Linked DNA regions of Homo sapiens: region 1 is linked to region 2. The links are chromatin contacts, found by Hi-C or POLR2A ChIA-PET in ENCODE. All regions are on one chromosome and are shown on one strand. The core of a region is the stretch at or near the end of the contact, and the rest is flanking DNA. Distances in the headings are between cores, read along the strand shown.

The links. Hi-C counts contacts between places; a loop is a spot of excess contacts on that map. ChIA-PET counts read pairs that join two places held with the same protein, here RNA polymerase II (POLR2A). Pooled maps may share reads with other maps.
Region 1: a pooled map shows a loop between it and region 2 (7-fold over the local background). The contact joins the promoter of ULK2 here to the enhancer-like site in region 2. A Hi-C loop is called at or near these places in 1 of 168 maps with a recorded cell type or tissue (naive thymus-derived CD4-positive, alpha-beta T cell), 3 of 37 single-sample maps with no recorded cell type and 11 of 50 pooled maps. POLR2A ChIA-PET finds 5 or more read pairs at or near these places in 4 of 52 experiments (HEK293, OCI-LY7, activated CD4-positive, alpha-beta T cell and 1 more).

The regions. Positions count from the first base shown.
Region 1 is chr17:19,866,328-19,870,530 of GRCh38, forward strand. ULK2 (unc-51 like autophagy activating kinase 2) reads right to left here and starts at 1,609. Exons shown (of 27, transcript NM_014683.4): 1 at 1,001-1,609. The coding sequence starts at 1,090. RefSeq lists an enhancer at 726-1,234 and silencers at 813-992, 1,073-1,662.
Region 2 is chr17:19,512,511-19,516,270 of GRCh38, forward strand. No RefSeq gene overlaps it. Among named protein-coding and RNA genes, the nearest start is that of TRW-CCA2-1, 6.2 kb to the left of the region's middle. Within about 2 kb of position 1,546, at least 13 of the 41 ENCODE cell types and tissues checked have a DNase peak (open chromatin) inside an H3K27ac peak, as active enhancers do.

The DNA.
Region 1 (4,203 bases), core at 359-2,858, 350 kb after region 2:
CATCTCTACTAAAAATACAAAAAAAAAAAAATTAGGCGGGCGTGGTGGCGGGCACCTGTAATCCCAGCTACTCAGGAGGCTGAGGCAGGAGAATCGCTTGAGCCCGGGAGGCAGCGGTTGCAGTGAGCGGAGATCTCGCCACGGCACTCCAGCCTCGGCGACAAAGCGAGACTCTGTCTCAAAAATAAATAAATAAATAAATAAGAAAAGTAGCATTACTTCATCCGATAAGCAACAAAGTCAGCCCACTTTTAACACGCCCCTTGGGCAACAATCAGAACTGCCACACCCTTTAAGATTATTTCCACTCCCGATATGCCTTTCCAAATTCTTTAGATTCTAAAACCTCGTGTAACTGTACTTGCGAAACAGCAAAGGCTTAAAACAATTTTTTTAAGGCTTAAAGGTGATTTCATGTTCAAGGTGATTGAAAATGAATTGTCCAACCACCTTTCTCACCCGGAGCTCGTCTATCTGACTCCGGGGGGGAAAACGGTACGGGGGCTCTTCGGGGTGCAGGGGACCAGTGCTGGGAAAGGTGACACCTCCCAGGCTGCGAAAGCCTGAGGCTAATGGGACATCCGCCCATTTTCCGCTGGGTCTGTAATTATCAACCTCAAAAGTGACCAGCCCTGGGCACGGGGAAAAAAACCAAAGGTCCATTCACGCCCAACCCTCGAGTCTGCACGGTGCAGTACCGTCTATTTTGGGTCCAGGGTAACCTGGGTGCAAACGCTCCTGCGGGCGGACCGCGGGGTGGGCCCCGGGCACACAGGAGGATCAGCAGCAGCCGGTCGGTAGGCGGAGCGCTGCCAGAGGCTTGGGCCTCACAACAACCCTCACAGGACCAAAACAAACGGCGAGACGGGCTGCGCGCACAATAGCATACCCGGGCGGCTAGCCGAGTCGGGGGTCTCGGCTCGCGGCTGCGCCAAGTTTCAGAACCACCTAGCCCCGTGCCTGCCGCCCGGGGCCCGGCCTCGCCCCGGCCGGCGCTCACCTGGCGGTGCCGCCCCCGGAAGACCACGGCGAAGGCCCCGTGTCCCACGAGATCCCTCTTGCTGTACTCGAAGTCACCCACCACCTCCATGGCCGCGCCCCCGGGGCACACAGCGGACGGGCGGGCGGCGCAGTGCGGCGCAGGTATCAGCACCGCGGCTCCGCGGGCCCGGAGCGCGCCAGCGTGCGGCGGGTCTGGGGCAGCCGCAGCCCCGGGCCCGGGCGGACTCTCATGCCGAGAGACCGGAGCGGAAACTGGGGAAGCTGCCGCGCGGAGCCAGGGTCAGCGAGGCCCGGCCCGGCCCCTGCCGCTCATGGCCCGGCCTGCCGCCGGCCGCTGGCTGTCTGGCGAAGCGGCCTCGGCGCTGCCGGGCCAGGGGTGCCGTCACCGTCACTGTGCGCGCCCAGAGCCGCACACGCGCTCTGAGGCAGTGAGGGGCCCGGTACTCTCCATCCCCAGCTCGTCGGGCCTCCTCGGCCCTCCCCGCTCGGGGCGCTGCTGCGACGGCGACGGCCGCCGCCCTAGAACCCGCACCGCCGCGGCCCCGCGCTTCCCCGCCTCGCGGCGGCGCCCAACGCCCTCGCGCGCGCTACCCGCTCCCGCGCGACTGGCTGCCCTCCGCGACGTCCGCGCGCCTTGAAGGCCGCAGCGCCAGCCGGCTCCCTCCGCCGGGGAAAGGAGTGCGGCCAGGGCTTGGCGCCCGCAGCTGGGCAGATCCTCGGCCGCTCCTGAGGCGGGGACGAAGGGCGCGACCCGCTGCGGCCACAGCGGGTTACGGGCTGCGGGCTCCGTTCTGGGCCTGGGGAGCAGATTCGAGCCGACCACGCCCCGGGCTCCAGGCCGCTGGGAGGCGGACTTCAGAGAAGCGGGTCTTGAACCCCAGCTGCAGGCAGGACGGGATTATCTGCGCAGGGTAGACCCCCAGATTCCTGCCAGAGCAAAGGAGCAACTGCTACTCCAGGCTTTGCCCGCGCTCTGGAAAACCAGAGTTCACGCTGCCAAACTGCCAGCCTTCGGACGCCTCTCGGGGTTTACTCGCTTAGGATCCCTAGAGGGACGGTGACAGGCGGGATTCTGCACCTTTTGGGGGTCCCTTGACTGCGAGAAGCTGGTGACAGCTCAGGGCCCTCTTCGCAGAGAATCGTTTCTGCACACCGACTCAGAATCGCACACGTTTTCAAGGTTCTCCTGGGAGCTCCTAGTGTCAGGCTAGTTTGACCTCGGGCTTACTTCACATGGCCGAAGGGAGCTTTCTTTTCTACCTGATTGTTAAAGCTGTCCAAGTGACAAGGAACAGATTGTCAGGTTTCCCGCAAAGAAGTGTCTTATGAAACCATTTAATAAACAATATGCTTGAAACTACCATGGAATACGCAGGCTCCACACTTGAGTGTGTGTTCGGTTGTATAGGGTATGTGCTTTTGGGGTCTGTCACCACCTCGACTGCCACTGCCTGTCCCTGCAAGCTGATCTCTGAACCATGACAGAGTCAGCTCCAGGATTCTGAGAGAACGCTCCTTCCTCACACGCTCAAAACGTAGGGCCTTGAGTTTCTGCTTCTGCTACTGTGCACGCTTACGTTATCCTGTCCTTACTTACATCTGGCCCAGGTGGTTGTGTTAGACACTGAAAATCTGGAGCCTTCAAAAGTTGACAGCAACTTAAGCAAGTTTGCACATACACCCAAAAATGGATGGAGATGATTCCTTACCTCACTGAAAGATTCTCTACAGTCTATTTTTTTGTTTACTTTTTTTTTTTTTTTTTTTTTTGAGACAGAATCTTACTCTGTCACCCAGGCTGGAGTGCGGTAGCACAATCTTGGTTCACTGCAACCTCTGCCTCCCAAGTGCAAGTGATTCTGCTGCCTGAGCCTCCCAAGCAGCTAGAATTACAGGCACGCACCACCACGCCCAGCTAATTTTTGTATCTTAGTAGAGATGGGGTTTCACCATGTTGGCCAGGCTGGTCTCAAACTCCCAACTTCAAGGGATCAGCCTGTCTCGGCCTCTCAAAGTGCTGGGATTACAGGCGTGAGCCACCACGCCCGGCCTGTTTTTTGTTTTGAGACAGAGTCTTGCTCTGTTGCCCAGGCTGGAGTGCAATGGCATGATCTCGGCCCACTGCAGCCTCCGCCTCCTGGGTTCAAGTGATTCTCCTGCCTCAGCCTCCCAAGTATCTGGGATTGCAGACCTGCACCACCATGCCCGGCTAATTTTTTTTTTTTTAGTAGAGGTGGGGTTTCACCATGTTGGCTAGGCTGGTCTCAAAACTCCCAACTTCAAGCGATCCGCCCACTTCGGCCTCCCAAAGTGCTGGGATTATAGGTGTGAGCCACCTCACCTAGCCACATGAAGGTTTTTTGTTTGTTTGTTTGTTTGTTTTGAGACGGAGTCTTGCTCTGTCGCCCAGACTGGAGTGCAGTGGCACGATCTCAGCTCACTGCAAGCTCTGCCTCCCGGGTTCACGCCATTCTCCTGCCTCAGCCTCCGGAGTAACTGGGACTACAGGCACCCGCCACCACGCCCGGTTAATTTTTTGTATGTTTTTAGTAGAGACGGGGTTTCACCGTGTTAGCCAGGACAGTCTCCATCTCCTGACCTCGTGATCCGCCCACCTCGGCCTACCAAAGTGCTGGGATTACAGGCGTGAGCCACTGCGCCCGGCCACATGAAGGTATTTTTCAGAAACCTCCAATAGGCCCTTCGTTTGGACATGCGTGTCCTGTATTCACAGGCCAAACATGGGCCCCATGGACATATCCATTTGAAAAGCAAAATGTGCAGGATTTCTGACCTCAAGAGTCAGAAAAGAAGTGGGGGCAGGAGGCAGGGGGTGCTTTGCTAAAAAATGTTTAGTTAGGACTATGTTGGTAGCAAATAGCAAACGTCAAATGTGATAAAGTGAAAAATAAAGAATGTAGATAAAGATACAGGTGTGCTTCTCAGAGTTCAAAGTTGGGCTTCAAAAGCAAACTACCCGCAGAACCAGGATCTCAAAGAGAACTGCCTTCCGTCTGTGCCCCTGCTTTGTTCTCTTGCCTGAGATCTCCTACATGGTGGCAATGGCAGCCCCAGTCTCCAAACCAAATTTTTTTTTTTTTTGAGACGAAGTCTTGCTCTGTCGCCCAGGGTGGAGTACAGTGTTACGATCTCGGCTCACCGCAACCTCCGCCTTCCAGGTTCAAGCGATTCTCCTGCCTC
Region 2 (3,760 bases), core at 296-2,795:
AATACAAAAATTAGCCAGGCATGGTGGCCGGCACCTGTGATCCCAGCTACTTGGGAGGCTGAGGCAGGAGAGTTGCTTGAACCTAGGAGGCAGAGGTTGCAATGAGCCAAGATCAGGCCACTGCACTCCAGCCTGGGCAACAAGAGCAAAACTCCGTCTCAAAATAAATAAATAAATAAAAATAAATAATAATAAAAAAAATAAGATAAAGATCTTAAGACTGACAAAACAATGTCTTTATAGGTACCAAATTCCAATCTGACTCTAGTATAGCATCACATGACAGATAGCAGGCCCCGAAAGAAATCAATGTATTTTATTCCAGAATATATATATATATATATATATATTTTTTTTTTTTTTTTTTTTTTTTTTTTGAGACAGAGTTTCACTCTTATCACCCAGGCTGGAGTGTAATGGTGTGATCTCAGCTCACTGCAACCTCTGCATCCCGGGTTCAAGCAATTCTCCTGCCTCAGCCTCCTGAGTAGCTAGGATTACAGGTGCGTGCCATCATGCCTGGCTAATTTTTGTATCTTTAGTAGAGATGGAGTTTCACCATATTGGCCAGGCTGGTCTTGAACTCCTGACCTCAAGTGATCCACCCGCATAGGCCTCCCAAACTGCTGGGATTACAGGTGTGAGGCACCATGCCCAGCCCCAGAATATATATTTTTTGACATATTTTGAAATGGCCCTGCAAAGCTGTCTCTTGTAGAGGAAATTTGTATCCTGTAGAGAATCCCCCTCCCTTTCCAGGTCTTTTTCCTGGTCCAGGAGAGATTAAGAGTCTGGTACCTTTTCAGGCCTGATAAGAGCTCTAAAGCCCGCTTCCTGGAGGCTTCCTCTGCATGAACAGAAACTTGATCTCCACAACCCCCATTTCCAGACACTCCTTTCTATTGATGCCAGGTTTTTAGATCATAACTTAACTCTTTCAACCAATTGCCAATCAGAAAATCTTGGAATCCACCTATGACCTGGAAGCCTCAATCCACCTCCATCACTCCCAGCTCTCACTCCCCTCTTTGAGTTATCCTGTCTTTCCATACAGAACCAATGTACACCTTAAATATATAGATTGATGTCTGCAAGTTCTCTCCCCCTAAAATGTATAAAATCACACTGTGACCCAACCACCTTGGGCACATATTCTCAGGACCTCATGGGGCTGTGTCACAAGTTGTGATCCTCATATTTGGTTCAGAATAAATCTCTTCCAATATTCTCCAGAATATGGCTCTTTTTGACAGTAGCTCTTCTAGAATTATTAATATTTCCAAGGCTAAGAAACTCATCACTAGATCAGTCAGCAAAAGAAGATTGTGTAAGTTCAGAACTTAGACCAAGAGTGTGTTCCACTGTCACCCAGCTCCAAGACAGGGACCCGTTGATTCTGTGACCTGCATGCTGCGATGGATCATTCAAATGCACAACAGGCTCCTGAGGCCATCACAGGCCGCCTGGCTCTTGTCAGGCCCTCCTGGTGGGGAGATTTTGACCACAGTTAGCAAAGGATAGAGCAAAGGACAGTTTCGCTGTCTAAAAAGCAAAATCTCAGAACACCGGCAGAGGGCGCAAACGGCAAGCCCAGGAATCACAGGGACGTCACTGCGAACATCTTTTTCCTCCAACATAGAACTAATTAACTTTGTGCTTGGGTATTCTCTAAAATAATTTCTGGAAAACCATGTAACCCTTGTACATTTTCTAAGTGGGCATAAAACATTTTCACCATAATTAAAAATAGTTGCGAGGGCTGGCATATCGCAAATAGTAACATTTAAAAATAAAACGATTACATCATTGTTTTAAATATATCCAATGACATATACACAACACAATTTGATACTGTCACCCATTTTTTAAAAATACATGAACAAGTTCTTCCTTAACAGTCAGAATCATTCATCTTTCCTTTTTCTCTTCATATTTCCGTTCCTTCCCCCATCAATTTGTAATATACTTTTATGCTGAAAGTCTTTTATTTACCACTCTACCATGACTCTTGCCACAAAAATACAAATGTAAATTGAAAATTAAAATGTCTCATTTCCTGAGACCTTCAAAGGCTAAGTATTAACAATTTTTCTTTGGGATAGAATTATCACTATTTTAAAAAATATTTTTTGGCTCCCTCAAATCATGGGAACTATAATTAATATCAACACAGCATTGCTACAAACAACACAAATATATTACACATCTTGATAATGTATTATGAGGTTTTGAAGTTGTCAGACTGCCTCTTTGGCACCTGACAAGTGTTTCCACCTTGGAGCAATGTGAGGTACAATGTAGGTGAGAAGGTGTCTTTCTTTAGTGACAAATACACTGAGAAGAGAAAGGAGAAGGCAGTTTTAACCAGAAACTTGGGAATCTGGAACAGTAGTTGCTTTTTTTTTTTCTTTGAGATGGAGTCTCACTCTGTCGCCCAGGCTGGAGTGCAATGGCATGGTGGCATGATCTCGGCTCACTGCAGCCTCTGCCTGCTGGGTTCAAGCAATTCTTCTGCCCCAGCCTCTCGAGTAGCTGGAATTACAGGCACCTGCCATCGTGCGCAGATAATTTTTGTATTTTTGTAGAGACAGGGTTTCACCATGTTGGCCAGGCTGGTCTTGAACTCCTGACCTCAGGTGATCCACCTGCCTCTGCCTCCCAAAGTGCTGGGATTACAGTCATGAGCCTTAAAACTTTCCTTGTCACACACAGTATTCCCTTGTCACATACAGTATTGACTACTCCAGTTTGAAGATGCGGTCAAAACCTGCTATGGAGAGACTGGGAAAGCTGACCGAGCCAGTGGCCCACTGGAGGGACCACAGCAGAGCAGACGGAGCAATAACATTCCAGATGCTGGGGGAGGAGCACACCCCAAGGTCTTTGCATGGCCCCGGAGTGCTGGGCCAGATGTCACTCAGCCAAGTCAACCCAAAGGAAGCCTGGAGACCGAGTCACAGGTAGAATCTGTGCAAAGGGAGGAGTAGACATTTTAAAAAAGAAAAAGAAAAACGCAATTTTCCCAAATAGCTTTGTTACTTTTTGACAAGGAATAACAGAACACCCGTGAGTAGGTAGTTTTTCTGTTTAAAAAAAAAAATTTTTTTTGAGACATAGTTGCGCTCTCTCACCCAGGCTGGAATGCAGTGGCACCATCTTGGCTCACTGCAACCTCTGCCTCTCAGGTTCAAGCGACTCTCCTGCCTTAACCTCCCGAGGAGCTAGGATTACAGGCGCCCACCGCCACGCTAATTTTTGTATTTTTTAGTAGAGACGGAGTTTTGCCATGTTGCCCAGGCTAGTCTCAAATTCCTGACCTCAGGAGATCTGCCTGGCTCGGCCTCTCAAAGTGCTGGGCTTGAGCCACCACTCCCGGCCTGTTTTAAATGTTTTAACTTGGGTTAAAGTGTTTCTATTTTAAGTGTTACATATGTCTATAGTCTATTTAATTGCCTTACTTTGCAATAAGACACTGAAATAATTTATAGCTCTTTAAACTCCACTTTTAGGGGCTGGATACAGTGGCTCACGCCTATAATCCCAATGCCTTAGGAAGGCCAAGGTGGAGGGATCGCTTGAGGCCTGGAGTTCAAGCCTAGCCTGGCCAACATGGCAAGACTGCTACCCCCAACTATTATTATTCTGAGACAGGATATCTCTCTGTTACCGAGGATGGAATGCAGTGGTGCCGTCAGAGCTCACTGGGACCTTGAACTCCTGGGCTCAAGGAATCCTGATGCCTCAGCCTCCTGTCTGTCTG